Linked DNA regions of Homo sapiens: all the other regions are linked to region 7. A link is a loop called in an ENCODE intact Hi-C map of the cell type or tissue named here. Cell type or tissue: heart right ventricle. All regions are shown on one strand. Region 1 overlaps PHYHIPL (phytanoyl-CoA 2-hydroxylase interacting protein like). Region 2 overlaps PHYHIPL (phytanoyl-CoA 2-hydroxylase interacting protein like). Region 3 has its middle 47 kb from the start of LINC00844. Region 4 has its middle 54 kb from the start of LINC00844. Region 5 has its middle 64 kb from the start of LINC00844. Region 6 has its middle 87 kb from the start of SLC16A9. Region 7 overlaps BICC1 (BicC family RNA binding protein 1).

Evidence for each region. Peaks named below come from ENCODE experiments on the same cell type or tissue, not always from the same donor. Only the 100,000 strongest peaks of a DNase experiment are listed, where the experiment ranks them.
Region 1: a loop joins it to region 7, with 6 times the contacts of the local background. A loop is called at or near these places in 34 of 110 quality-filtered maps.
Region 2: it touches region 7 in a loop (12-fold over the local background); 35 of 110 quality-filtered maps call a loop at or near these places.
Region 3: it touches region 7 in a loop (4-fold over the local background); 49 of 110 quality-filtered maps call a loop at or near these places.
Region 4: it touches region 7 in a loop (2.8-fold over the local background); 52 of 110 quality-filtered maps call a loop at or near these places.
Region 5: it touches region 7 in a loop (2.5-fold over the local background); 13 of 110 quality-filtered maps call a loop at or near these places.
Region 6: it touches region 7 in a loop (7-fold over the local background); 51 of 110 quality-filtered maps call a loop at or near these places.

What each region holds. Positions count from the first base shown.
Region 1 is chr10:59,179,506-59,183,505 of GRCh38, reverse strand. All of the region lies in intron 1 of PHYHIPL (phytanoyl-CoA 2-hydroxylase interacting protein like), which reads right to left. Among named protein-coding and RNA genes, the nearest start is that of PHYHIPL, 4.9 kb to the right of the region's middle. In heart right ventricle, CTCF peaks have their summits at 1,426 and 1,639; no DNase peak of the experiment used is centred here; H3K27me3 peaks cover 61 bases.
Region 2 is chr10:59,233,206-59,237,205 of GRCh38, reverse strand. PHYHIPL (phytanoyl-CoA 2-hydroxylase interacting protein like) reads right to left here. Exons shown (of 5, transcript NM_032439.4): 2 at 2,706-2,902; 3 at 549-723. Among named protein-coding and RNA genes, the nearest start is that of PHYHIPL, 59 kb to the right of the region's middle. In heart right ventricle, a CTCF peak has its summit at 2,181 (motif pointing left); no DNase peak of the experiment used is centred here.
Region 3 is chr10:58,950,420-58,954,419 of GRCh38, reverse strand. No RefSeq gene overlaps it. Among named protein-coding and RNA genes, the nearest start is that of LINC00844, 47 kb to the left of the region's middle. In heart right ventricle, a CTCF peak has its summit at 1,566 (motif pointing left); a DNase peak (open chromatin) is centred at 1,599; H3K27ac peaks cover 3,162 bases.
Region 4 is chr10:58,943,128-58,947,127 of GRCh38, reverse strand. No RefSeq gene overlaps it. Among named protein-coding and RNA genes, the nearest start is that of LINC00844, 54 kb to the left of the region's middle. In heart right ventricle, no CTCF peak of the experiment used is centred here; no DNase peak of the experiment used is centred here.
Region 5 is chr10:58,933,484-58,937,483 of GRCh38, reverse strand. No RefSeq gene overlaps it. Among named protein-coding and RNA genes, the nearest start is that of LINC00844, 64 kb to the left of the region's middle. In heart right ventricle, no CTCF peak of the experiment used is centred here; no DNase peak of the experiment used is centred here.
Region 6 is chr10:59,620,496-59,624,495 of GRCh38, reverse strand. No RefSeq gene overlaps it. Among named protein-coding and RNA genes, the nearest start is that of SLC16A9, 87 kb to the left of the region's middle. RefSeq lists an enhancer at 1,831-2,125. In heart right ventricle, a CTCF peak has its summit at 1,993 (motif pointing right); DNase peaks (open chromatin) are centred at 545 and 1,883; H3K27ac peaks cover 1,923 bases.
Region 7 is chr10:58,780,067-58,784,066 of GRCh38, reverse strand. All of the region lies in intron 3 of BICC1 (BicC family RNA binding protein 1), which reads right to left. Among named protein-coding and RNA genes, the nearest start is that of LINC00844, 220 kb to the left of the region's middle. In heart right ventricle, CTCF peaks have their summits at 1,796 and 1,995 (motif pointing left); DNase peaks (open chromatin) are centred at 846 and 1,043; H3K27ac peaks cover 3,442 bases.

The DNA.
Region 1 (4,000 bases), 400 kb before region 7:
ACCTTTCCCTTTTCACTTAATTTCCAGTCTCCCTAGTGGAATATATGTTTCTATGAGCAATTCTCCCCATTCTAGAACTCTTTTCCCCAGAACACAAGAATTGCTGACTTTTTAAGTTTCTAAGGGTTCTCTTAATGTTAGATTTGAAACATCTTCATATAACTCAAAAATTCTTTTTGCTTTATACTAATCTCTCAAAAATGTCTCCTTAGATTCAACAATCTCTTTACGGAGATAGCTCAAAAATCACTATTTCACAATCCTCTCTAAACTATTAAGTGGTTAGTTTTATATTGTACTGATTCTCACAGTATTATCATCAGACCTTGTATAGCCTTTGAGGAGTGAGAATGAAGAAAAAAAAAAGCCTCAAAAGAATATCAGTGGGTAATCTCATGGGGAAACACACTGAAACAATAATGACAAAGCAGTATATATAATATCATCCTGGTAAAACAATATCTATGAGAGAGATATGCCTCTAGAAAAGTGCTTAGGACATATTTGGATATTCACCAGCTCCTAAAATCTGAGATGTAAAAAATTAATGTCATCAGGATGTTTAAAAATTATTTTATTTCTCTTTTTCTCCTTTCCTGTCAATGATTCTTCAGATTTCCCAGACTTAAAATCCTGAAGTTACTCCTGATCACTTTCCATGTTGCCTGAAATTTCAATCATCATGAATTCCTCATGATTCTTTTTTGGTTTCTTATATACCATTTCCAGTCCCTACCCTTAACATATACAGAATATGCTGAAGCTTTCTACCTATTTTTTTCTGCTCAGACTGTCCTATTCTTCTATACATTTAAGTTGTCTCCAAACACTGATTTTACTCTCAAATGTATGTATATAAAATATAGTCTGCTCAAAGGACGGTTTAACTACTGTCCCAGCACTTTGGAAGGCCGAGGCGGGCAGATCACGAGGTCGGGAGTTCAAGACCAGCCTGGCCAACATGGTGAAACCCCATCTCTACTAAAAACACAAAAATTAGCTGGGTGTGGTGGCGGGTGCCTGTAATCCTAGCTACTTGGGAGGCTGAGGCAGGAGAGTCACGTGAAACCAGAAGGCGGAGGTTGCAGTGAGCCAAGACTGCGCCACTGCATTCCAGCCTGGGTGAAAGAGCGAAACTCCGTCTCAATAATAATAATGCTAATAATGAAATATTTTAAAGTTTAAAAAGGAGGTATAGGTTTTATAGTAAAAATAGAATTTAATTAATAAAGGATAAAAAGATTCACATACAGCAATATAACAGAAATGGAAAATAAATCCAAGAAGGAGGCACATTCTACAAGGCAAAACTTATATTATGCATTTACTAAAGAAAAGCAGAGAAGGAAAACCAGAAAGTAGAAGGATTTATGCTTGCTGCAATGAGTGACATAGCTGCTGTTATTATCGAGGCCCAGGATGAAATATAAAAGTAATCAGGAAAGTATACTCACATAAGTTAGAGGAAAAAGCAACATTGGGCCTAATTTAGGAAGAAATATCAGTAGAGATAAAACCAAGTAATTTGAATGTTGTCTAAATAGCATTCTATAGAGAGTGAATTTCTGACCGGGCCTACCTAGGCAACAAAGTAAGTTGCCAGCGTTAAACATACAACACATCAGTCATTCTACCACTGGAGGGAGTCTGGTCACATATCCTTTGATGTAACTTGCTCTAGTAACTTCCTGGTCTTCCCTGGGAATGAATTAGAACCCTACCAAGAATATGAATTGGTTTAATACAATCTGATGGTTTCCAAATTTTTTGTTTCTTTTAGTTTTTATTTTATTTTTGTTTTGTTTCATACTCACTAATATCTCTATAGTCATATTTGGGCCAAAGAAATTAATCTACATGCTACGTGTCCTAGTACATGTCTATCCTTGGAAAAAGTTAATAAAGAAAAACATTGTAAATTAAGAACAGAGAAGGGCTCTAAGGCAAATACCTAAACAAAGCAACCATCAAGGTTACAAGCCACATGAAAAATAGCAAATGACAGATTTGAACTAGAAACTGAAAACAATTTTTAGGGCTAAGGTGATAAAGATATTACTGATAGGATGGTAAAAGAGAAGTAAAAGATAAGAGTACTATAATTGTGATTTCAAAATTTACTATTCTTTAAAATTCAGAATTTACAGATTATAGTAATTACTCATGAAGTTGAAGTGATTTCCTATAACATGTAACTGAAATTAAGAAAAACGACAAGGACCTAGACACTGGCAAAAAAGAAATTTTAAAAAGCAGTGGTTCAATTCAAGAAGTTACGTGGACAATATTCCATTCAGAATAATAATTATTACTGTCTATTTTGTATTAATATCAACACTGGTAAATTCTATGAAAGTAATGCTTTACTTATTTAAACAATCCTACAGGATTGGTATTATACCCACTTTACATAAGAAAGCTTGAGGCTAAAACAAGTTAAGTAATTTAAGGTTACACGGCTTTCAAGAGCCAATATTCTAACAGGGGTGGTCTGATCTAAAATGGTATTATCACTATGCTACACTGCATGTCACTGAGACTGAGTAATGACTACCTTACATTCTTGTAATAAAGACTATTAAAGTTAACAGTTATGGGTACTCCTCTTAGATGTCTGCTTCAGAAAATGCCATTACGGATTATCTAACATCACTGTGCTATTAAGCATTTGTTACTTTTTATTTCCAAAGTTAAAATTTGTTTAATCCACATGCCAATAACATAAGTGAGGTCTTAATTGACTTATAATTTAAATAAATTTGATAAACTCAACATTCAAAGAAATTTATCTTTTTAAATATGTAAAAGAGATAAAATCTTTTTTTCCTCCATTTTTTCCACGTAAGTATTGTTAGAGACAAAGACAAGGAAATCTGTTAGCTTCTGTGTAATTTCTTTCCAATGTGTTTCCTTGCTGACTACATCATAAACCCTATGGTTTATACCGTATCTGGACAGTCATAAAGTGCCGGACTCATGAAAATAATATTTGTTAAAGCCACGAAGCCTTGAGGGTAGATTTAAATGTTTTAAAACAAATTAATTATGTATTTTCTTCCTTACTATAACAAAGCTGGAGGCAGCTTAGATACATGTAAGGCAACATGTAGATAAATCTTTCCTGTTCAACGAGGAAGAAAAAGTATATATATATATATATATATATATATATATATATATATATATATATACTTTTTCTATATATATATATTATATATGTGTGTGTATGTGTGTGTGTGTGTGTGTGTATATATATGATTAAAAGACGAAAAGCACAAGTAATATAAAATTCTGTGTGTGGGGTGGGAGCTGTTTTGTCTTGTCACAGGTCAGTGAAGGTCTGAAGTATCTATCAAACTGTAAATGGGCTCCCATATTATTGTTTCCAAACAAGAAATTTTCTCTTTCATTTTATTTGAAAAGTCATAATAAAAGTACATCATGTATGCAATTTGAGTATACTTCAGCACAGCAGAGATGGAGAAACAAAAATACTCTTCTACTTGCAATAGGAATAGAAACCTCTGGATTTACAGTATATTTTCAGAGTAATACCTGGGCAAGGACCAGGTCCTGGCAAACAAAGTACACATGCCTAGGGAAGACAATCCATGAGGTAGTGTGTGTGTGTGTGTGTGTGTGTGTGTGTGTGTGTGTGTGTGTAACTGTCTTGCTTAATTGAAAAGCCAATTATATGACCATGTGGACTCTAACCCATATTCTTCAGAAACTATTAAATATTTTTAGAAACTATGAAAAAAATTGAATTATTGTTTATAATGTAATCATCAATTCATAGGAAAATAGGCAAGTGACAGACAAAAACAAAAACAAAAAAATCCAATGAAACATAAGAGAGATATACAGTTATGTTCACCAGCAGGCATAACTCTTGGTTGATACAGTATGAAAACATTATAAAATTAAAAATATCTCTGATTGGAGAACATAACTATACTTTCCCCTATTCTATTTTATTCCACTTCCAGGGAATTAATGT
Region 2 (4,000 bases), 450 kb before region 7:
GTGAAGCAAAGACACACATATGTATACAGGACACTAGTTTAGATGCAGATTTTCTTAAGGTCTTCTAGTACTCCAGTGAAAAATCTAGTAACATTTCTGCTAGGGACAGTCACTGAGATCTGCCTCCATTCACCTGAAATAGAGAAGGATTTTCCTAGTTTCTGTCTTTCAGTACTGGTGAAAATGAAAAAGGAAAAAAAAAAAAAAGGAGAAAAAAGCTCTGTCTCTCAAAATGAAGCTAAAAAATTATGCTGAGTATATTTTCAAACTGCATACCTTTTTATTTGCATAGCTTTCATCTTGAAGAAATCAAACTATGGATATAGAAAAAAATGATTTGAAGCCATTACTCAGATTTTTCTACTGAGAACTTCAGCTTCCTCCAATCAATACAACATTGTTTATTCTGTTACACAATGCTACTGACAACGCAAAAAATGACCAATGTCACATATATCACTTTATAATTACAAAAAAGAAATATTTTTCTATAATTAGCTTTCCCAGAACAACTAAAGCTTTTCTATATTTGTACCTAGTTCTCTTACCTGCGGTGCAGAATTCTATAATTTCACTCCATTCAGACACAACATAATCACCATCAACTTGTTTTGAGGCAGTCTGCACTGCTACTGTATATTCAGTTCTTGGGCTTAAAAACCAGTGTCCACGGACAGTCATAGGCAAGGGAACAGCTTTTGCCACCAATTTTGTGGGAACATCCTAGGAATGAAAGAAGGAAGAGAGAGAGAAAAATGAGGGGAGACAGAGAGGGACGAAGGAAGTGAAGAAAGAAGAAAAGGGAGAAGGGAGGAAGGAGGGAAGGGAGAAGGAGGGAAGGAAGAAGGGAAGGAGGGAGGGAAGGAAGGAGGGAAAAGGAGGAAGTTAATTTAGTAGTATAACTTTAATCAACTGTAAACAATGGAGAATAACTTATTAAGTTCCTGACTGACAATAGAATTTTTCTGCTTAAAGATACTTAACAATTATTATATTTAAATCTCTTATTTGCTATATGCAAAAACTAAGGCCCAACTTTATCAAGAGACAAGTTCGAGGTCATACAGCTTGTTAATAACATAAATGTACTTGGATTCCAGTTTTCTTGATTTCTAATATGGTGTTCTTTTCTGTATACTATATGCTCCTCAAAATGCAACATTCTCATACTAAATGACAAAACTTTAAAAAACAGAGACATAAAAGATAAAGTTCAATAGTATTAAAAATATTATATTTGGTTAACTTATACTACCCAATAATTTCACTAAAGCTGCCCATTACTTGATATTTTACAGGTTAAAGGAGAAAACACTAAAAATATGAATTTTTGCTTCACTTTCATTCAAATATAGAGTCTATGTGTCACAGAAAAGTTTACGTATTTCTAAAAAATGCTTAGTAAAGTGATTAATTAAATCTGCTAGTTGAATATTCACTACATTTCAAGGATATGGTATTCCAAGTGGAGAGTGAAGAAAAAGGGTCAAATCTCAAACAATTCATCATTTAATGTTTGAAATTTAAGATTTCAAAGCTATATCAACAAGGCAAATGTCAGCAAAGAGAATATCCATCACTGAAAGCATAATCAGAACTGGAACTCAGAAAAAATAATGACTGCTCAATCTTGCTCCCTCTTTCACACTTATCTGTAGTATGTATGATCCTCACTTATCTTTAGTATGTATAATCGCACATCTAATAAAAGCAATATTTCTAGGTAAGGTAAGAAAGTTCCAAAGTATCTACCAAGTTAAAACTTAATATCAATATTAAAAAATAGACCAGATTTTCATCATCAGTGAAAACACTGCAACATAAGAAAGAATGCTTAAAGCAGATAACTGTTAATTTCTCTATAGATACTTCTGGAAAGAGAGATATATCAGAAAAGATATATGATATGTGAATAAATATCAGAGAAGTGTTATATATCTAAAAACATTTAAAAGTTAATAATTTTCATTCTCAAAACTAAAAAGCAAAAGACAAAAAAATTTCATTATCAAAACAAAAAACAAAAGGCAAAAGACAGCAGACTACTTAAAGCAATTTTTAGCCCTAAAGTGTTTTTAAAATACCTTGAAGTTTATAAACTGCATCAGATTCCTTGTTTGGCAGTTATAGAAAAAAAAGTGTGCTTCAGTGGAAAACTATGCATTGCACATAGCACCCTCTTCTGGCCATCTGTCTGTGTTATGGAAGCCATTTTACAATTCTGTAATTTGTAGAAACTAGTAACAATTCAGTTCTTCTTGTCTAAATACATACAAATAAATTATGTTCAGTGGAGGACAACCCTCCTCTTCACCCCTCCCATCAGGACTTCCATACCAGTTTACACCTGTATCTACAAATGAGTCTTTTCTTTGGATTTCCCTTTGAACTGGTTATAACACCTCATCGGTTTCCTCGTTAATAAGTTAAATAAAATCTTTAAGGTAAACTAATTTTTACATCTAGATGATAGTCATGATTTTACCTTTTTTTGAAAATTATCTTCTAACAAAAAGCATGGCATTTCATTTTCTTACAAAACTTATTAGAATGATAGGGTTTTAGAGTTACATATAATCTTTATTTTTTCCCAAGTCAAATACATCACATAAGCCATTAATAGAATATTATTCGTTCTTTTAAAATGTCCTCATACTTAGAAAGTTTTAAGATGCAAATTAGCATGAGTATTTGTTAGATTTTACCTTGTGTTTAAATTTATTGGAGTTCTTGTTCTCTTTCTTGTTGAGGTCAATAAAATAGTGTGTAATGCGATCCTTTGATTTTGAATCCATTTCCCATGAAATCTTGAATGAGTCACACGTTATATTGCTTATTTTGATGTTATGTGGTACAGGAAGTTCTTCCATCTCTGCTATGCCACTGTCTTGTGATTTGTTCCCTGCAAGAAAACAATGCACAGGAAGTTAATTTCCAATTAATGGATTTTCCAATTTATTTCCAATTAATGGATTTATTACCAATAAAAAGTAGAGATGACTTACTCCTTATCATCTTTACTTTTTCCATTTATGTTTCCAATTTGTTTTCACAGAGTGAACACAAAAACACTGACACTCTATCTTTCTAATCTATGACATGTTAGTTTTATATGGTTAGGTTCCCTCTAAAAAACCTCAAGAGCCTATTTTTCTACATGACCAATCAATTTTGCTCTAAAGTAGTATCAGGTGTTTTAAGCCAGATAATTTCATAGACATGTTGATAATGAAAGGGCCCATCCAAATGAAGGAAACATTTCTTTAAAAGTCCATGACCTAGCAGTGACAGTCTATAAAAATTCCCCCTCCTCTTTCATTTTGGAAGCATTATATAGAGAAACAGCATGTAATGGTTTTACTACATATACAAATAATACTGAAGACCGTTCACTTACAAGTTACTATGTTAAGGATAACTCTAGAAATGTTTTATCTGTGGAACCTTGATGAATTTAATTTTGAGAGCTGAAATAACAAATAAGGCTAAAAGAAAAAAGATGACTGCCATAGTGACTGATATTAAAATCTTGAAGAATTTATATGACAACTAGTTACTTTAAAGATTACACTTCCACTTAGGGAAAATGCTAACAATTTGGCTAACAGTATAGAGCAGGATTTGATGGATCATAGGACAAAAAGAAAATACAAACATGTCAAGTTTGTTTTACATATAGGAAAGACATATTAGAATCAAATTTTACCCCATTTTTTTCTACATTCCCTTTCCCCAGGCCAACATAATGTTCAATGCCTCAAGAGAGAAAAAAAAAATGTTATTCAAATAAGAAAAAATGTTAGGCCATAAATCAATTACTTAACTCGTTCCTTAACATAATAAAATGTTATTCAACAAAAAAACAACAGTGAATGTTCACCTTGTGGTAATACCTTCCATTTCCAGATTAGATTGTTTTCTCCTCCCCTACATTTCCATGACAGTCATTGATACAAACTTTTTGACAGTTCCCAACTTCATTAAATCTTTGACCCATGTT
Region 3 (4,000 bases), 170 kb before region 7:
CCTGACATTCCATTCCTCATGTGTGTATGTGGGGAAGGCTGAACCCTCTCCTGCCCTGCTTATGCCTGACTAGCTACCTACTGAAACATCTTAAAGACCCTCATTCCAGAGGGTCCTGCCCCATACCTGGGAAGAAGGAATGCTGCACAGAGAGGCCAAGAAGAATCTGAACAGACAGGCCTTGCTGGGTTCTCCACCTGAGTCTATTACCATTAGATCATACCCTTTTGTTTAATCACATTTCTACATGGCTGTCTATTCTTCAATAAACCTAAGCATAGAAACAGTTTTCTCTGGGTCTTTGAGTCTTCATTTCTGAAGCCTCCTATAATGTAAAACTTTGATTAAATACATTTATTATTATTTTCTCTTGTTAATCTGACTTTTGTTATAGGAGTGTCAGCCGTGACCTTTATGATGGGTGAGGAAAGGCATCACACCTTTTTTCTCCTACAACTTCCCAGTCAAAATGAGCCTATTCTCTCTTTTACTGTCATACCAGGCTTCTTTTTTTTTTTTTTTTAACTCTGTCACCAGGCTGGAGTGCAATGGCGAGATCTTGGTTCACTGCAACCTCTGTCTCCTGAGCTCAAGGGATTCTCCTGCCTCAGCCTCCTGAGTAGCTGGGACTACAGGTGTGCACCACCATGCCCAGCTAATTTTTGTATTTTTAGTAGAGATGGGGTTTCACCATGTTGGCCAGCATAACAGGCTTCTTTACTCACCAAGATGCCTGCTAACAAATCTGATAAAAATCACCCTTATCAACAACATCATGGAGAAATCAAGAATTCTATGAAATCAGCGTTCTCCTTTGCATGGTCGATAGCCCCCATGAGATCTGGTTTCCTCATCTCATACTACTCCCTGCCTGGTTCAATGCCATAGTCATTCCAGCTTCTTTTAGCTCCTGCACTGATCTTTTCCCTCTCTCTCCCTATGCAGCTTCACACCTACTGTTTCTTCTGCCTGAACTTCTCTCCTCAACTAATTTCCTGTCTGCTAAGCCAGCCCTCACTCATTCTCATACATCCAGTACTTCACAGGGAAGTTATCCCTGTCACTCCTCCTCTAGCATCCATGTTACATTGTCTAGTATGTACTTCTCAGTAGACTTGCACCACAGTGACAACTACTTGTTCAGTGGCTGTCTCATTCCTCTGGGGGATGAGATTCCTGAGTGCAGGGACTGTCTCTTTTGTTTATCTCTGTATCCCCAGCACTGAGCCCAAGACCTGGAACACACTGAACATCAGACAAATCGTTGTTGAATGAATTAATCAGAGTTAGTGAGAGAGGAAATGCATGGTTTGCCCCAATGGAGATATATTGCCTTTCCAAGCACAGTTTAAAAGATGGTCATTGGGCAAGTATGGAGTCCTCATTAAGGTTAATAGAAACAGAGAACTTTGCCTAGGATTACATGAGCCTGCTGGTTAAGAACAACACTTTTTTTTTTCATTCTTTTGGTTTTTTTAATGATCATTAAATTGTACCTACCTTCACAATGTGACCAGTATCATACTGTGGTATCAATTTCAGACTATAATGCGAGTCTGCCATCTACTGGTGCTACGGGGTAGTACTATGAAACCTCTGACAAGCATTTTCATTTTCTCTGGAATCTTCTGGGTTCCAGAAGCTAGGAGGGGCATAGATTCCAACATGCCCAACCATTTCATTTTACCCAAAGGGAAACCATTTCCCACAGAGTATAAATGACCACCCTGGGCCATACAGCTAATCGGTGGAAGGTCTGAACTCTAACCTAGGCCTCCTGACAAAATCAGCCTCTTGGTTCTTATTCTTCATCGTAATTCTGGATACTAACTGAAGTACATCTGGTCAACAGTGTTGACCTTGACTTTTTCCAAAAGGAAATGGAACAATTGAGACTTGTTCAAGTTTACACGCCAGGAATCTCTTACCCCCTTGTATAAAGCTCATCACATCCCAGAAAGCATATCTGCTTTCTGTCCAAGGATTTCCTGGATCTGAAAACAGCTGTACAGGATTGTGTGGGAAAGACTAGATTTACAAAACTTGGAATTTCGCACCAGAAACTTAGGCAAAGATGTGGTGCAAGACGTGCACTGCCTGCCATTAAATTGTATGCCATCAGCAAGATCCTGAGGGATTCGAAACACACCAGATGTTTGTGTTCCGAAAAGCCATGATCTTTAATGGAAAAACTGACAAACCATAATGGAAAGAGCTAGGAACTGCCATCCTAATAAGAATTGACAGGATCAGTGTAGAGCCTTCCAGAAAGGCCTCCTCTGTTAATCTGGCAGAATTGGCTACAGAAGCACTAGGTTTTCCAATAGGTACATTTTTAAAAAAATTTTTTTTAGCTACCCCAAGGGACTAGATTTAACCATAGTCATCTTTTTATTGTGTGGTTTGCATGGAAACACGCCTGTTAACATTCCTGAGATCAACGCAGAGTCAAAACAAACCAAACATCCCAGTACCTGCCAGAAGAGTTTCATCTTTCCCTAACAATTCTTGGAACAGAGCACTTTAGGGACTGAACTTCTAAAACAAAGGAAAGAAAGAAGATGTGGCTGCCGGGAAGTTCTCACTGGGTACTTCAAAAAAATTTCCCTGGAACTCTTTGGCTCGGAGTGTATCTTTAAAATTTTTCTTTACTCAAAACAGTACCGCCAGCTAATGAACAGGTCCAGGCTGGTCATTTGCTTCCATAATTTGGAAAAGTAACACCTTTACTTCATATCTCTGGGACCATTGTTGTCCAGCGATCTGACAAAGGAAAATACTGTCGGGTCCCAGGGGGTTTCCGATCAATCGGGGTACTATTTTAGTACCTTCAGGGTTGTAATAAAAACATGTTTCCTCTTGAACAAAAATAAGAACTAGCTAATAGAAATATTAATATTTATTCAATTAAACCCTTCTCATGATCATCTCCCTTCAAGTCTCAACCTCTAGGAGACTGATGCTCACCATTGCCCACAGACATGATCTGGAATGTCATTGGTTTACACCTGAATCCCTGTGTACCCTTTCCATCTCAACACAGTCCCCATGGACAATGGCACCATCTGGACGTCAAAATTACAGAGGACTGCATCAAGGTACCAGAGACCTTTGCTCCTCAGTGACAGAAAAAATGAGAATGTTCATGTTTACTCAGAATGTTAGTGTGTGGTTTAAATGAGGACTGGGAGGTCCAAATGAAACATCCAAGGCCAGACCAAGGTTCTTGTGATTTGGACATTACTACTGCCCTCTTTTCTCTCTTAGGGAAGAACTCAGAGTTCTTGGAAAATCTGGACTCTAATTTGTGCTCTATCTGTCCCCTGATGGCTCAGAGACACTGCTCAATGCAAGTGACAATTCTCTCATTGCAAAACCCATGAGAGATGTAACAGTCCCCTCCACCATCCCTTCTCAATTTCACATCAAGGAGATGCAGGTGACTGGAGCCCATGGTTTCCCCTCACTACGCCCCTCATCACTCCACATCTGCCAATATATTTCCTTTTATTTCCACCTACTTCTACTATTAGCTGCTGCACTTACTCTGAATTCATTTTCATCTCTTCCCTGACTCATCCTGTTATTTCTTAGTCATCAGTCAAGATCAAACAGTCCAAAATAGCCTGGTAGATTTGACTTGAGACACAGCTCAATAGTTATTGACTGGCCTTTATCCCCTTGCCTGGCCCTACAAGTAGGGTATGATGGTAGTGGGATTTTCATGCTGAAAATAGCATAAACACTACAGTTTAGGGAATTTTCACATTTACCCCAAAATTCTGTCTTGCTTAGAGCCTGACTTAATTTAGGTTTAGTTTACATTATTTCAAAATAAATTCATATCTTGAGTTTGTTCATATGGGCAATCTGATACAGTTGTTTCAAACCAGGCAAACTAAACAAACAAAAAAAACATAGGAAGCATGTAATAGTGTTTAAGTGTGGGCTCTGGCCCCAGACTGCTTGAGTTCACATTCGCCACTTCTGAGCTGAATGG
Region 4 (4,000 bases), 160 kb before region 7:
TGGTAGAATCCATAAGAAGTTAAAGTCCCTTTTATCTTAGTGTGTATCTTCAGATAAGTAGAAAAAGGAGACAAATAGCTTTTTAATTACTGTTGTGCAGGGGTTAACTTTCCTGGGGTCAGGGGCAGCATTCAGAGTAATGAAAAGTAATTACTCCTCAATCACTCTTTTTATCAATGAGCCATAGAGACCAGAAACTGGCTCCAGTCCCAAAATAGCAGAGCACTGGCAAGGGAGTCGATCCAAACTGGAAGAGAGAAGTCAGAACCTAGCTCCTGAGAGCAGCAGGCACTCAGGGCCTTCCATCCATGCTGTGGTCCTTGCCTGCCAAAGCCATCCCTGCCTGCAGTAGGTTTCAGAATAGTCATCCTCCAAAGATACTCATACCCTAATCCCCAGAACCTGTGAATATGTTATCTGGCATGGCAAAAGAGATTTTGCAGATGTGATTAAGGGTACAGACATTGACATAGAGAGATTATCTTGGATTATCCAGGTAAGCCCAATTTAATCACATGAATCATCAAAAGTGGAGAGACTTTCCCAGTTCTGGTCAAAGAAAGAGTAGGGTCACAGAGATGCTATATGGGTGGCTTTGAAGATGAAAGGAGGGGGCCACTAGCCAAGAAATGTGGGCAGTCTCTAGGAGCTGGAAAACACAAGGGAACAGATTCTCCCGCCGAGCCTCCAGAACAAAATGCCACCTCACCACACCTTCTTTTAGCCCAGGGAGACCCCTGTCAACTTCTGAGCCCCAGAACTATACAATATAAACTTTGTGTTGTTTTAAGCTACTAAGTGTGGGTATTTTGTTGTGCAAAGACTAGAAAACAAATGCACTGTCTACCCTTTGTTCTACTTACATTCTATGCAGACACCTTATAGAGCAGCTAGGTTTCCTGCTTTTGTGACTTGGTCCACATTGCTTCCTCTACATGTAATGTCTTTCCTAGTCTCTTTTCTCCCATCTTATCCCTCATGCAACCTGAAGCTAACTATTATTTGATAAGGACTTAGTTCAAGCATCCCTTCCTCTAGAGAGCCTTTTCTAAATACCCAAATTAATCTCCCTCTTCCCCAAACCTAGGGTAGACTCCATTGCTCCCATCTCTATGCTCCCATCACACCGTGTGCAGATGCCCATTTCAGCACTGTATTGAAAGTGTCTGTCTACAGACTGTCACCCCTTCTTGGTATGGATACCCCTTAAGGTCTGGACTCCTACTGAAGTGCCCATCAGTGGGTCTTTGATGAAAATACGGATGTGAACAAAGGCTTGGGGCAACACACATCTTTAATTATGTTCCCAAACCAAATGGGATAACAAATATGAAATACTCCCAATTTACTAGCAATATTACATTTTATTAATGGAGCATTTTTATTTGTATTTTTTTACTTTTCAAAACACTTGTTCCATACAGCCCTACAGTAGTTTTAGCTTAACAGTGGGGGATATGTTCCAAGACTCTCAGTGGATGCCTGAAACCATGGACAGTACAAAACCCTACAAATATGTTTTTTCTTAAACATGCATACCTATGATAAAATTTAATACATCAATTAGATATATTAAGAGATTAACAATAGTATATAATAAAAAAGACAGTTATAACAATATATTGTTAATAAAAGTTATCGGAATATGATCTCTCTCTCTCTCTCCCTCTACATATCTTCTTGTACTGAACTCTTTTTGTGATGATGTGAGACGATGAAATGCTTGCGTGACGAGATAAAGTGAGATTATGATGCATCATTTAAAACTTATAATTTTTCTAAATTATTTCTGGAATTCTCCATTTAATGTTTTCAGAACTGCAGTTGACTATGGGTAACTGAAACCATAAAAAGGTGAAACTGCAGATAAATGGAAACTATGGTATTTGGCTTTGAACTCCATTAGGAGACAAGATACCACCACCCTCTACATCTGGAGGCATCTGAAAACACAGAACATTCTTATGACCAGATGTTTTCCTACTGTTTATTTTGAAATTCAAAGTTGGAGAAGAATTAAACTTAGCTACTTTGTTTCCCAGAGGAATTTCTTCATTCTGTCCCAATTCTGATGGCTACCAGTGCTCGTCTTTTCAATGCAGACTCTCTTCTCCATTCAATGTTTCAGACTCCCAGGGTATATTCAGCAGACTATTTGACCCACACTGCCTAGGATTTACTAATCCTATTGACTCTTACAAATGACTGACTTGACCCTGTACTTGGGGAAATTCTCTGGCTATCTGCCTACACTCAGGACACTTAGGATTTACAACGGATTCCTGGCTGTGCATCCACCAACCACATTGAGAATCTATCTCCAGACTTATCTCCTTCACATGTGTTAGTCAGCTTTTGACTTGATGATGCTTGATCGTACATACTGAATGAGAATGTAAAGCCAAACCTCTTCTTAACACAGGTTGTATGAGCAGCAACAAAAAAAGAAAAAGAAAAAACTGGCAGAAACAGAAGGAAGAGTATGGCTTACAAAAAGAGAGTTCAAGGAAAAGGAACTACTGCTTCTCTGTGCCTGAGGCTCAAGAAAGGTAACAGAGATCAGGACTAGGAACAAAGAGGGAGTAAAGGAGAGAGAAAAGTACTTTGGCAAAATGTTTACATGGGTCTTTTTCTGCCATTGACACGCTATATTACCAGATTCCTTACAACATGCACATTCTGTTCAGCACTTGTCTAATACATGATATGATGTGAAGGTTCTTTCATTTCCACTCCTCAAAAGATACAGGGAGGGCAGAGAGAGCTGAACACCCTGCTATCTCAAGAGATATAATGAATGTTCTAGAATAAGGGGTTCCATGGTCAGAAAAAAATTAAGAAAAGGAAACACTGGATTAAGCAAAACAAAATTAATCAGGCTTCTTTGCTGCAAGACTTAGGAACTTTATCATCCTAACATGTGCTAAGATTCAAAGAAAGAGTTTATGTTGCAAACTCACTTGGCCAGAAACAATTTTGTCAAAGGAACATCTATTAATATCTTGGTGTTCAGTTTGAAAAACACTCCCCTAAACATTCCTCCAAAGCATATAATACCTGAAATGTAGTAGGCTTTCAATAAATGTTTGACCAGTGAATGAGAGCCAAAATTTTCAAAATGACCCAACAAAACCCTTTACCACAGTGTTTCTCTATCAGAAAATGCAAATAGATTTCATGAACGTATTTTTCTCAGGTCAACAAAATGTTTACAGGCAGTAAATACACTACTTTGTTCCAAAATCTACTGCCAACTAGTCAAAGAAAGTATAATATCAATTATACCCAACCCAACACTCTTTACATTTTCAGTTGGCTTGTTTTCATCTCAGGGAGGAGGATAAAATGATGTCAAATAGAAGGCATTTGAGGAGGTACTTGTAAGAACCCAGCAGCAGCCCCCTAGCAAGTCTCAACATGTGACAAGAGGAATGTCATCCAAAATAACTCTAGACAAAAATGCAACAAAAGTCTGGCAGAGGCCAATTAATCAAGAGAAAAATCACAGAGAGCACTCAAGATCTTTGGCCCTACTTCTAGTCTTACTTTTGGGACTTTCAAATTATTTGTTTGAAACTAATCCCTGTGAATGACTATTGAACCTTCCCCAATTTTCTGAAGACAAGAGATTCTTTCCCACTTTGTCAAACTTTGTCAAAAAACAAAATTGTGATTAAGCAACAAGCTTGAAGCATTCTTCTACCATTGTATCATCTGGTTGTCTAACCGCATTGGTTGGTTGGTTTGGTTTCCTATCAATATAGCTTGAGTAACATGAACAGTCAATATTTTCCCCTCTGAGTATTTTCCCAAGGTTTTTCTAACTGTGTTACTACATTTCTTTATAGTTCAAAATTTTTTCTGCTCTGTTCTTTCCTAGATGGCCATAATAAAAAACAATACCCATTTAATGTCTTCCCCTACTTCAGAAAATTTTATTGTTTTCCTCTGTGATTTTGCTCCACCTACTTGGACGTTTATACCAACAATATAATATCAT
Region 5 (4,000 bases), 150 kb before region 7:
GCGCAGGGGGGCGTCATCCCCTGACAGGCCCATGTACAGAAAATGGCGGATAAGCCCCGCCTTGGGCAGAGATGTTAGTATTACAATGAGATTACAGTGAGAAGAAAGTCATGAAAGGTCAGTGGCGGATTTCATCTTGTCTTCAGCCCGCTGGATCTGGTCCAGTTACTCTAAGGAATACCAGAGTCCTGCTTCACCAACCTTGGAAGATATTACTCAAGGAGTTAAATGGTTAGGTTCTTTCTTTTATGGTTTGGATTTCAGCCTAATCAGCTAAGTTAGGAGAGACTATGTGTTTGGGTAGCAGGAAGGCTGGGGGAGGGAATATATCCAAGACATGTGAGGCCCATTGAGATCTTGGTTACCAAGTTTCTTGTCTGCCAGGATAGAGTCTCTTCTCCATACTGTCTCAGAAGTGATGCTGTGCCAATTTGTGGTCCAGGTCTTAAGAGAATGGCCTTGTCTTTTGAAATGCCCCCTCTGGAGGAAACTAGTCACCATATGAGAAGTGCAACTACACTGAGACTTCCATGCTGTGAGGACCCAAACCAGTCATGTGTAAAAGACTCCTATAGAGATAAATGCTTGACCACTCCCCAGCTATTTTAAACCTCCTAGCCCAGGCTCTAGGGACTTGAGCAAAAAAACTTTCAAACAACTGCAGTCTCAATATCTGGCTGCACGTGAAGATCACTGAACCACCCAGCTGAGTCTGTCAACCCCCAAAATTATGAAAGATAGTAAGTTTTCCTCTTAAATCTCTAAATTTTGAGATGGTTTGCAAAACAGTAACAGATAATGGGAACACGGTCTACTAGAGAGCGGCTTTTAATGCAGTGGCTTAGCCCTTAGTTAATTCCCCATCTGGAGTCTCAGCTGAAAGCATGAGGATATTTCACACAGCTTCTCCACTGTGTTGGACCATGAACTCCAACTTCTGCCTACCCAGTGCTAGATGACTGCCAAAAATCCCTGCTCAGCTACTCAGCACCCCAGTTGCTACAATCTGCGATTTTCTTTAGAGATTTGCCTGATTTTGCCTCATGTAAGCCCAGCTAGGAGTTAGTGGATGCCTCAAAGAGAAGTTTCATGCTGAATTTTGGGCTCAGTTTTCCAAGGTTCCCTCCTTTCCGGGTATGTTTTAATCGTTCCCATCATTGAAAGATAGGAAGGGCAGTAGCAAAAAAGAAATCAGAAGGGCAAATGAAGAAGGAGAAAAGATTGACAATTATAGAGATAAAAGGGAAAGAAGTTGGCAGGTTTAGAAACGAGCACGTGTTCAAATTTTTATCTCAAAGCTTTCTATATTTCCTGCATATCAGTTTCTCACTACTAATTACATATGTTTTTGCTTAGTTGATCAACATTTATTTGCCTAGATTCTATAAATTGCTTCCCTATTTCCATGTCTATCTTCACCTAATGGCCATGCCTTTCTGGCATGCCCTGTATTTGATCTTTTACTGCTTTGAGAGGCTAGCAATAAGAACAAATTTTATGCAAACTTTGCATTTCACAAACTGGTTAGTTCTTTTTTTTTTTAGTTTATCATCTGCTTTCTGTACCTTGTCATATTCATCAGGCAGCAGCTAATTGACACTTTCATTCTTGTGCCTAGCAATCTTCTTAGCCAAATTGAAATATTCATTAGGGACATGTTCCGTCCTCCAAGTTGCCACAAATAACACTTTGCTAGTCACTTCATTACTTTAAACATGGATTGCCAGTTTTCCAGCCTCCCCTTAAAATTTTCTCACCATTTTTCTGGGCTTAGCTTTTAAAGTCTGTAGTCACTACTCCTACACAAAGCTAATGCCACATATTTTAGGATTTTGTTTTAGGTATCAATTTCTGTATCAGTTAGTAATTGCTGTGCAATACACCATCCCAAAAGTTAGCAGCTTAGAACAACAGTGTTTTTTGTTGTTCCTCATGGGTCCACAGGTTGACTAAGCAGTTTTGCTGATCTGGGCCAGATTTGACCTTTCTTCTTTGGGATCCCTCATGCATCTGTGACCAGGCAGGGGCCAGCAAAGGGCTCTATTTCTAAGGGTTGGCTCACCTCTCCTCTATATGCTTCCTTACCATGCTATCAGGTCAACCCAGCCTTGTTCTCATGGGAGAGGAAAGGCTCCAAAAGACCAGAAGTCATGAGATCTCTGGAGGTCCAGCCTGAAACCTGGGACAGCATCACTCCTCCCATGCTCTGTTGGCCAGAGAAAATCACAGGCAGCCCATACTCAAGAATGTGGTGGGATGGGGCAGCGGGGAGGAATACATACAGCCTCTTGATGGGGCTGCAAAGTAATATAGCAAAGTGTGTGGATATAGAAATTGATGAACAGTTGGGGGCAACTTTTTATTTTTTACAGTCTACCACAAGCTATGACAGAAATCAGCACAGAGTGAGTGGAGACCAATAAGCCAAAAGCATTGCATGTAAGGAAGCCTTCAATACAAGGTGGTATCTGAGCTAGGTTTTTTTAGGATGAACAGGAGCTAGTCAAAAGAATAAAAGGCAGAAAGCATACCAGGTAGAGAAACCAGCACGTGTAAAGACATGAAGATGTGAGAAATCACATTTGGTTCTGGAAACTGGGATCCACAACACTTTCCTGACATTGAGTGCCCCTCTCATCCTGTCCTCAGACTTATATTCTTCTTTGCTTAGAGAAATTTCAAACCTTCTTTAGGAAATCCTTAATTCATGTGTTCCCTTTTCTCATCTACCAGTGTAACCTCATGTGGCTTTGACACTGGAGCCAAAATGGCTGGGTTTCAATTCTATTTTTTTCCACCTTCCATCTGAATAACCTCTCTGTGACTTAGTTTCCCCATCTGAAAATAGTGATAACAACTTATAGGGACATTGCAATAATTAATCCCAGACACTGAAACAGGGTGGGGGTTATAGGACTGTGGGACAGGGGTAAGAGTGGAACAGAGCTTGCTAGTGGCTGCAGAATGTGGGCCAAAAGCAGATCAAGGAGCCCTCATGTGAAATGAATCAGGACTGGGATCAAAGTGTTATTATCAAGAGGCCTACTTGAGATGTGTCAGAGTAGGAACTGCTGTCTCTAGGGTACAGCAAATGGATTTGGAAGAAAAGACAGCAGGCCAGGCCTGAAGATACCTCCTCTATATCTATAAGACAGGCTCAAGGACTCAATAAAAATAAAATCTCTTTGAAGAGATGGCCCATGGTCCCTAAGTCGTGTATATGGTCCCTAAGTTTATAGGGCAAACTATACAGCGGTTGCCTAGTCATTGAGGTTGATTTATTAAAGGTATCACCAATATTGTCTCTTTTTTTTTTTTTTTTTTTTTTTTTTTTTTTTTTACTTTCACACTGAACATATCACATGGTGTTGAGTGCCTGGAACACTCAACATCATACCTTTTTTACTCTCTCCCGGTTACTGCATACCCATGCCAGATCTTTCTTCTTAAATGCCAGTTTTATCATTTTTAACTTCCAAACCATCAGTCACTTTCAGTGACTAATGGACAAATGGTCCACACTTAGTCTGTCAGTCATAGACCTCTGCAAACTGGTCTCAAACTGTTTCCAGCCCCTGCTCCTTGCACATGCCAATCAATCCCATGAAGTAGATTTCTAATAGCCAATCCCAGAGCATGACATACACAGCCTCTGAAACCATCCCTGGACAATTGCACATTCTCCACTTTTTCCCATCATTCAGCCATCTAGCATCCTACCCCAAGGTTTGTTTTTTTTTTAAAGTGCTTACTGCATACCTACTATGTACTGGTCCTCCACTAGGCATTACAACAATGAAGGAGAGGAACAAGATCCCTGCGCTTCGAGGAATTGTATACCTGTAGTTGTTTTCCTCCCCACTTCTCTACCTATCGAGATCCTATATATCCTTCTGCAGCTTTTACAACAATTTCCGTCTCCTGTGAGGCTAAATGAACTATACAACAAATATTAGAAACCACTTTTATGCATTGCTATATTCTCACAGTGTCTTGTGTA
Region 6 (4,000 bases), 840 kb before region 7:
CAGGTGGGGATGAAAATTGACTCTGAAAGTGAGCGCCTCACATGCCTGACTCTATCCCTGGCCCTGATGATGACGGTGATGGTGATGATGATAATAGCTAACACTTCTATGGCATTATTTGGAGTGTTAATATCAGAGGCATTTGAACCTGAGTGACTCCGTTTGGAATAAGGGTTGGGTAAAATGAGGCTGGGACCTGCTGGGCTGCATTCTCAGGAAGTTAGGCATTCTTAGTCACAGGATGAGCTAGGTGGTCAGCAGGATGGGTATCACAAGATACAGGTCACAAAGACCTTACTGATAAAATAGGATGCAGTAAAGAAGCCAGGCAAACCCCACTTTTGGGTAATGAAAGTGACTTCTGTTCATCCTCACTGCTCATTATATGCTAACTTTAATACATTAGCATGCTAAAAGCCACTCCCACCAGCACCATGACAGTTTACAAATGCCATGGCAACATCCGGAAGCTACCCAATAGGGCGTAAAACGGGGAGGAACCCACAGTTCCAGGAAGTACCTGCTTTTTTTTCTGGAAAACTCATGAATAATCCACCCCTTGTTTAGCATGTGATCACGAAATAACCATAAAAGCAGCCAACCAACATCCCTTGGGGCTGCTCTGGCTATGGAGAAGCCATTCTTTTATTCCTTTACTTTCTTAATAAACTTGCTTTCACTTTATGGACTCAACCCAAATTCTTTCTTGCATGAGATCCAAGAACCCTCTCTTGGGGTCTGGATCGGGCTCCTTTTCTGGTAACATTAATGTTTTCGCTGCGTTCAGTATAGGCCAAACAAACATTCTGAGGAACAGCTGGATAGCCATGATCCAATCATCCTTCTCTCTCCTCCCGTTTTGAGATTTCACGATGCAGTCTTCATTTCTGGGATAAGGCATTGTGCTCTGGGCCCATGAGAAGACTTCGGAAGAATAACACACGAAGCTCTCATCCCATCGTTGTGGACATTTCCCCAAGGTTTAGCTGAGGGGATGTTTGAATAGTGACTACTGGGGAGAAAATGGTCAGTGTGCAAGAGACTTGCCTGGGTAGATAGCAAAGAACGATTTGTGAATTGGGTTGTCCCTGAACAAGAACAAGTTCAGAAAGTCTCCATGCTGCTGCATGGTCGAGATGATTTACAGACAGAAAGAGGAAACGTATGTACAGAAAATGGAAATGAGGTACAGAAACAGCCAGATTGATTACAGCTTGGCGTTTGCCTTATTTGAACACAGTTTGAACAGCTGGCCTGTGAGTGGCTGAAACTTGGTGATTGGTATTAGAGTAGGTTTCAATCTGTTTACACACCCAGTTGGGTTACAGTTTACTATTTATGGGGAAAGCTTTAGGCCAAACTTAAAATATGTAAGGAGGCAGCTTTAGGCTAACCTTAATTTAACAGTAGGCTTAGAACTGAGAGGAGAAAGGAGAGCCAAAAGCGGTAGACTGCAGGGTTCTGGGGACAAGTTTCTCTGATTTCATGACTTTTGGCTGAGCTCAGCCTTACTCACCGTTCCTCATCTGACAAGTGAGCTGGGGGTCCCCTGACGCAGAATGGAGATCCAAGATGTCAAGAAATGCACATTTACCTACAGGATTATATTTACTTATTCCAATAAAGGCAAAGAACAATGATTATAACTAGCAGGGTCAAACAACTTACGTCCCCTCCTTCAGTCCCCAAAGTTAATGGTTTTCTGTATTGTAGCTTCCCCCTTCCTCCCAGAGTCAGAGTGTACCGGCAATTTCAGATATTAAGTAAAAACAGACACAGCTTCTGCCTATGCAGCCTCCTGGATCAGAGGCAACACAGTGAAGTCCTGTCTGCTCTTGGCCCCAACATTCACCTTTTTGATAAGGCTCGTGGGCTGCCATCACACCTGGTGACTGTGTGTGTGTGTGCGCGCGCGCGGGCCTGTGTGCACAAGGGATGTAAGTGGCATAGAAAAACCCTCCGAAATAAAAATTTCTTCCCACTAGGTGGCGTAAGCACCTGTAGTTCTGTGTGAATCTCTCCTTCCAGTTAAGGCAATGGCAGGCCTTAAAAGTATAATTCCGCTAAGGAAGCAATTTAAGCTTTTATTTGTGACTTTATTTTTATTATAAAAGTACATATTGGCTGGGCGCGGTGGCTCATGCCTGTAATCCAAGCACTTTGGGAGGCCAAGGTGCATCACGACGTCAAGAGATGGAGACCATCCTGACCAATATGGTGAAACCCTGTCTCTACTAAAAATACAAAAATTAGCTGGGCGTGGTGGTGCATACCTGTAGTCCCAGCTACTCGGGAGGCTGAGGCAGGAGAATCGCTTGAACCCAGAAGGCGGAGGTTGTGCCACTTCACTCCAGTCTGGCAACAGAGTGAGACTCTGTCTCAAAAGAAAAAAAAAAGTACATATTACATTAGTTCTATGCAAGGTAAATTTTAATGAGGTGAGTGATATGAAATTCAGGTATTTCCCTGAAGGAAAATATCAACATGCAATACTGCAGGGGAAAGGAACATTCCTTCTCATCTGCAATGCACAGTATATCAAGATGGACAGATGGCTGATGGCTGGAGTCTATTAGCAGAAATGTTGCCACACAGGCAGCATGCTCTGAAGACAGAGTATTTGCCTAGCATTTACTTTTTATTTAACTTGGACTACCAGGCAGCAATTAGGTCCAGGCTCTTACATTGACCCTTGCAGGCAGAAGAGGAGGTTTAGTGCTTGAGATGCCTTTCCCAGAGCTGGATCTTAAGGACATGTTCAAGTCTTGATGGAGGGGTGGACTTGGGGCCAACATCAGCCAGTAAGTCACAGACCAAACCATTGTAAAATAAGACCTAGTTCAATGATAAGTGAAGAGCTAAGCATCAGGCCACATATTTGGGGGCAGCTGGGTAGAACGTGGCAGGGGCATCAGTCTCTTTGAATCTCCTTTGAATATTCTACAATCTAGAAACAAACAAGGAGAACTAGGAAATTGAAACTCCTGTTTTCATAGGAAACACAGTGGGACTCACACCCTTACTCCTTGATTTCCTAGGTGTGTTAGTTAGGATGTTTGGATGATATTTACTATCTCATGTAAAAGCAAGGTGGAACTCAGGGCAATTCTGAGGCTAGTAGTTGATGCCATCAGATACTCAAGTTCTGTTTCAATTGATGCCAGCAAGTATTCAAGTTCTATCTTTCTGCTCTGCCATCGTCGGTATGCTGGCTTTTGTCATCAAACATATTGTCCTATGGTAACAAGATGGCTGCCATAGCACCAAGCATCACTGTCTCACACAATCACAATGAAAAGCAAAAGGAAAAAAAGTGAGGAGAGGTAGTTTCTTATACACTCCTTTTTATGAGGAAGAGAAGCATATCTCAGAAGCCCCTTGAAGATTTGTTCTTGCATACTATGGCCTGAATGAGTCACATGCTTATGCCCTAGCTGTGACGTATTTAGTCTCTAGAGTGAGAGGTGAACTTTGCCGGCAGGGGAGGAGTGGGGTAATGTAGCCAATAGACAACTAAATGTCTGAAGCATGGGGCAAGAATCTTAATATCTCTGTCCTCAGTTTTCTTTACCCATAAATTGGTGTTTCAGAATTATGTTCTTAACAGAATGCCTGATACACAAGACAAAGTCAATCAAAGCATGTTCTTTCATTTCCAGCATCCATAGTTCAAGAATTTCAGGAAGCTGTTGCTCCAATAGTCATGTGTTCTTTGGTTATGAAGGCCAAACAGAACAAATGATAGGAGCAAGTGATCTTGACTTAGATAGGGTCAGCCCCTTCCTACTAGATCTCATGGCAACATGAAGGTGAAGCAGTGATGGGGAACAGAGAGTGGGGAACAATAAAACATACAAGGAAAAAAAAGACCAGTTTTTGAATGCTTTCTATTAATATGTGCAAAACACTACAAAAGCATGTGTATTTCCAAAATCCAAATCATGATCCCACTTAGGAAGTTAATGCCCCTATCTCAGTTGCCCTTACATATGAATGACAT
Region 7 (4,000 bases):
AGTATCAGACTTCATAGAGAAAAGGAGATATGAGTAAAGGCTTAAAGGAGGTAAGACACTGGAACCTTCCAGGTAGAGGGAGATATCAGAGCCAAAGCCTCAGGGTGGGGACTAGCCTCCTTAATTCTCTCTTCAATCAGGTTTTCAAGTTGCCCAGCAATCCAGGTATTCTCTTATTTTACAGGTCAGCCTTTGACACAGATCAAGATCATTCTAGGATAAGTCAAAAGTTCTATACCCATCAGCTTTATGATAAAACTGAATAACATAGAGATAATTCATTATGATTATCACAACCATTGATCATGTCTCAACCTTACTGAGTGTCTACAATGTACTGACTTCTAAGAAAGTCAGTTAGTACTGGCTAAGTCTTTTATATCCTGTACTTTGCATCCAGGCAGTAAAGAGTCAGTAAATGTTTACTGAGCACCTTTCACACCTTTCACACCTTTCACAATTTACCACCAGTTCCGCCTGAATCCTTTAACTCCTAAAGCATCTATTCTCTAGGATAAGGCATGAGAATCACTGGGTGGGGATTTTATCTAAACCACACATACTCCCCTGACACTGTGATCTCCCACCCCCATCCCACAGCCTAGGTGAAAACGCCACAGAGAGCATATCATATTCTTATGTTGCAATTGGGCAATTGCCACTCCCCTCACCAAAAAAGAGGGAGGAAGGAAAGAAGGGAGGAAACGATTTTTCTTAAAGCTACCCACTGCTAGGACCAGGATGGTGAAATCACAGTTAATAACAGTGCACCAAGCTTCAGAGTTCAGGAATGCCTCTGGCCTCCTGGGGAGATGTCCAGCAGCTGTGCCTAATTTGAGTCTCTGTCACCACCTCCAGCCCCCACCCTCTCCTGGTGGCTGCTCTTGGTCTCAAGCACCCTTCCTTATCCTATTTTGTAATCCCTCCCCTGACACTTAACCTGTCACAGGGACACTGTGAAGGTCAAAGGTCTTAAGAGTGGTTAAAACTTGCCAAAATGTTAAGCATCAGTTATTATGAAATGAGGGGCCTAACAGCAAGGCACAAGGGGCGTCTGACCAACCCAAGTTGGGAGAGAGCCCAACAGCATCTCATTCCCATTGCTTGCTCTCTAATGCATCCTAACAAGAACCAGGACTGCCCTTTCTCTGTTATACTCTAGCCAACTTTTACCACACTTATGTAAACAGACAGATCATTTTATTCAATAATTCTTATTTCATCCATAATAGCTCGGCTAGGCAATAGGCTTAAAGGAGGTAGGATACTTGGCTGAGCTGGAACCTTCCAGGTAGAGGGAGATACCAAGCCAAAGCCTCAGGGTGGGGACTAGCCTCCTTAATTCCCTCTTCAATCAGGTTTTCCAGTTGCTGTCTACCTTCAATCAGGTTTTAAAGAGCTGTCTACCTTCAAAATTTCACTCTCAACTATCCTTAACTTTGGTTTTAGTTACTGCTGGTTGACAATGAAGTTAACCTCTACTGAAAATGTTCACTACTACTGTGGGTGATTAGAAGCCAATGTGTCTCAAAACATGCCTGTTAAAATACAGGTTTCTGGGCCTTCAGGACTCAGTAACTGGCATTTCACTGGCTTTCCAAGTGATGGTTAACTCAAGTACAGAAACAGCAGATTGAACCACATAGATATTTCAATTGTAGTCATTTATGTATTGGTCCTATATATATTATACAAAATGCTTCTATAGGATAAATTTGTATTTTTCCCACAAAACAAATTAACAGTAAGTTTTGAGTGGTATGATAATCTACAAATGTGTGACTTTACAGGTTGGATAATCGCATTAAAATTCCTATGCATACATAGAGGGACAGGGAGCCTCGTATCCGATTTAAGAGAGAATGTGATTTTCTTAAATCAAGAAATAAGATGATTTTCCACCATCTTTGCATCAACAGAACAACAAGCAAAATAAAAAGCAAACGCCTCAACAGAAAATACACTTTCATTCAAAGTGAAAGGGCACCATCTAGTGACCAAAAATATAAATTATCAGTGGGCACAAAGACACATGAGCATGCATGCAGAGACAGTCACCAACATGTAACACGTTTACCTCCAGGGTCTGAATCAGTGCTTTTTTGGAAAGTGGTTCTTCAAATAGTCAAGCTTAATAAGGACAGAGAAAAACAAACATGACAAAATTCTGGTTTAGATTGCTAAAGTGGCTAGCAGCATTGTGTTTTTCATTCCCTTTTTGGCTCTTGCTTAAAAGATGCATACAAGATGTGTCCTTTTTTCCAGGTTGATCTTAATTTATTCATTTCAATTCCTGAAATACAGGTCTCTGTTTTTCAATGACTGTTAACAGTTTACAATTCAAACATGTCTGTGTAATACCAAAAGGGATTAAGATTTCCTTTAGACCCACTCTGCAAATACTTGACAGAGAAAAGTCAAAGTATTAACCACATTAATAAACATAAATTGAGGAAAAAGTCAGCTATAAAGAGGGTTAGAAGATGGCATAACAGAAAAATAGGAAATAAGCGTAGAGCTTCTCCCTCCCAAAATTAATTGCTTTGAAGAACTCAATTTAGGCATAAAGGTTTTGAGACATTTACTCTTAAAAAAAAATTTACTACTTTAAAACCAATCCTCAAGTTCCCTGAACACAGGGGTCATGTTTAATTTGGTTTTGTAACTACCACAGTGCCAAACAAGTGGTAGATACTCAATAAGCTGTTGCTGAATGAACGGATGGCACCTATAATTTAGGAAATGGCTAAATACAGAGAGAGGAGATGGAAGTCTATAGAAAGAGTCTAAAGCTCATATCCTAGGTGACTGTGTGTGTGGTACTTTCCAAAAAAGTTCTGAGTTCAAATATTCTGATCTTAGCACCTCTTTAAAAATACAAAAAAACTGTCAGATATTCATCTCAATTTTTGGTTTTTAGATTCCTGTCCTACCCGTCTGCTCACATCCCTCTGGTGTCATCCTAATGAAGAGAAAGTGACCAGATGGTAATCCAACCTTCTCTAAGTAATAGGAAGCTGTAATGGAAATGCATATGAAATGGGTATTTTATATGTGAATAATGCCAAAGAGAAAAAAATGCCCCTTTTTAAAAATGTTAAACCTTTGAACATAAAGGTTCTTGTGACTTTCATATGGATATCTGTAAGGACTTAACAAGGCAACAATTGTCGTAAGGACACCCGCTAAAAACCATATTTTCAATAAAAATAAAGTATTTCAATATTTAAAATTAAAATTTTATTTTCTCTACCTTACTCTATTGTAAGAATACTGAATGTTTTTATGACTTAATGTGAAGTTTAGTTATGCTTTTAAAAGATTATCTCTTGGTACTCTGGTTTCTACTCTGTGGTTTTCCATCCTTGGAAACATTCCCACCCCTGGAAACATTAGTGAATATTTTACTGCCTCTTCCTTCTTCCTTCAGGCCCCTAAACCTCCTTCCCACTTCATTCCTATTCCACAGCAAAATCTGCAGAAAATACTCATGTCAGCCATTTGCATTTATTATGCTACAGAGAGTAATGTGCTATAGACACATGATGAATTTAGGCCAATCTTTCATCAAAAATCTGTAGCCACTTTCCTGTCTCCATGATTAAGTGCTGCTGAGAACAGGATTCAACCCCCTAAATTCACAGTATGTCTTCCACCCTCGGCATGTACATTTAGAGACAGAAAACAACAGAAAAATCCCTTGTTTGACTACCTCCCCGCCTCCCACTCACAATAAAAACAAAACAAAAGTTATCGTATCAGAGTTGTACTTCTGTTTACAGGGAAAATTTCCATATATTATAAATGGCTTCAAATCTGGATGGCTGTGGTACATTTTATGTACATAAACAAAACTGTCAAACAGATGAGTGGACAGAATTTACTTTCCCCTGGCGTGGAGCTCTTTCACGTTTGTTTCAAGTTAATTTCTTCCAAAAGCGCTTTACTTCTGAAACAATATAATCAAGACGGGCATTACCTGGGGCCTGGATCTGTCAAG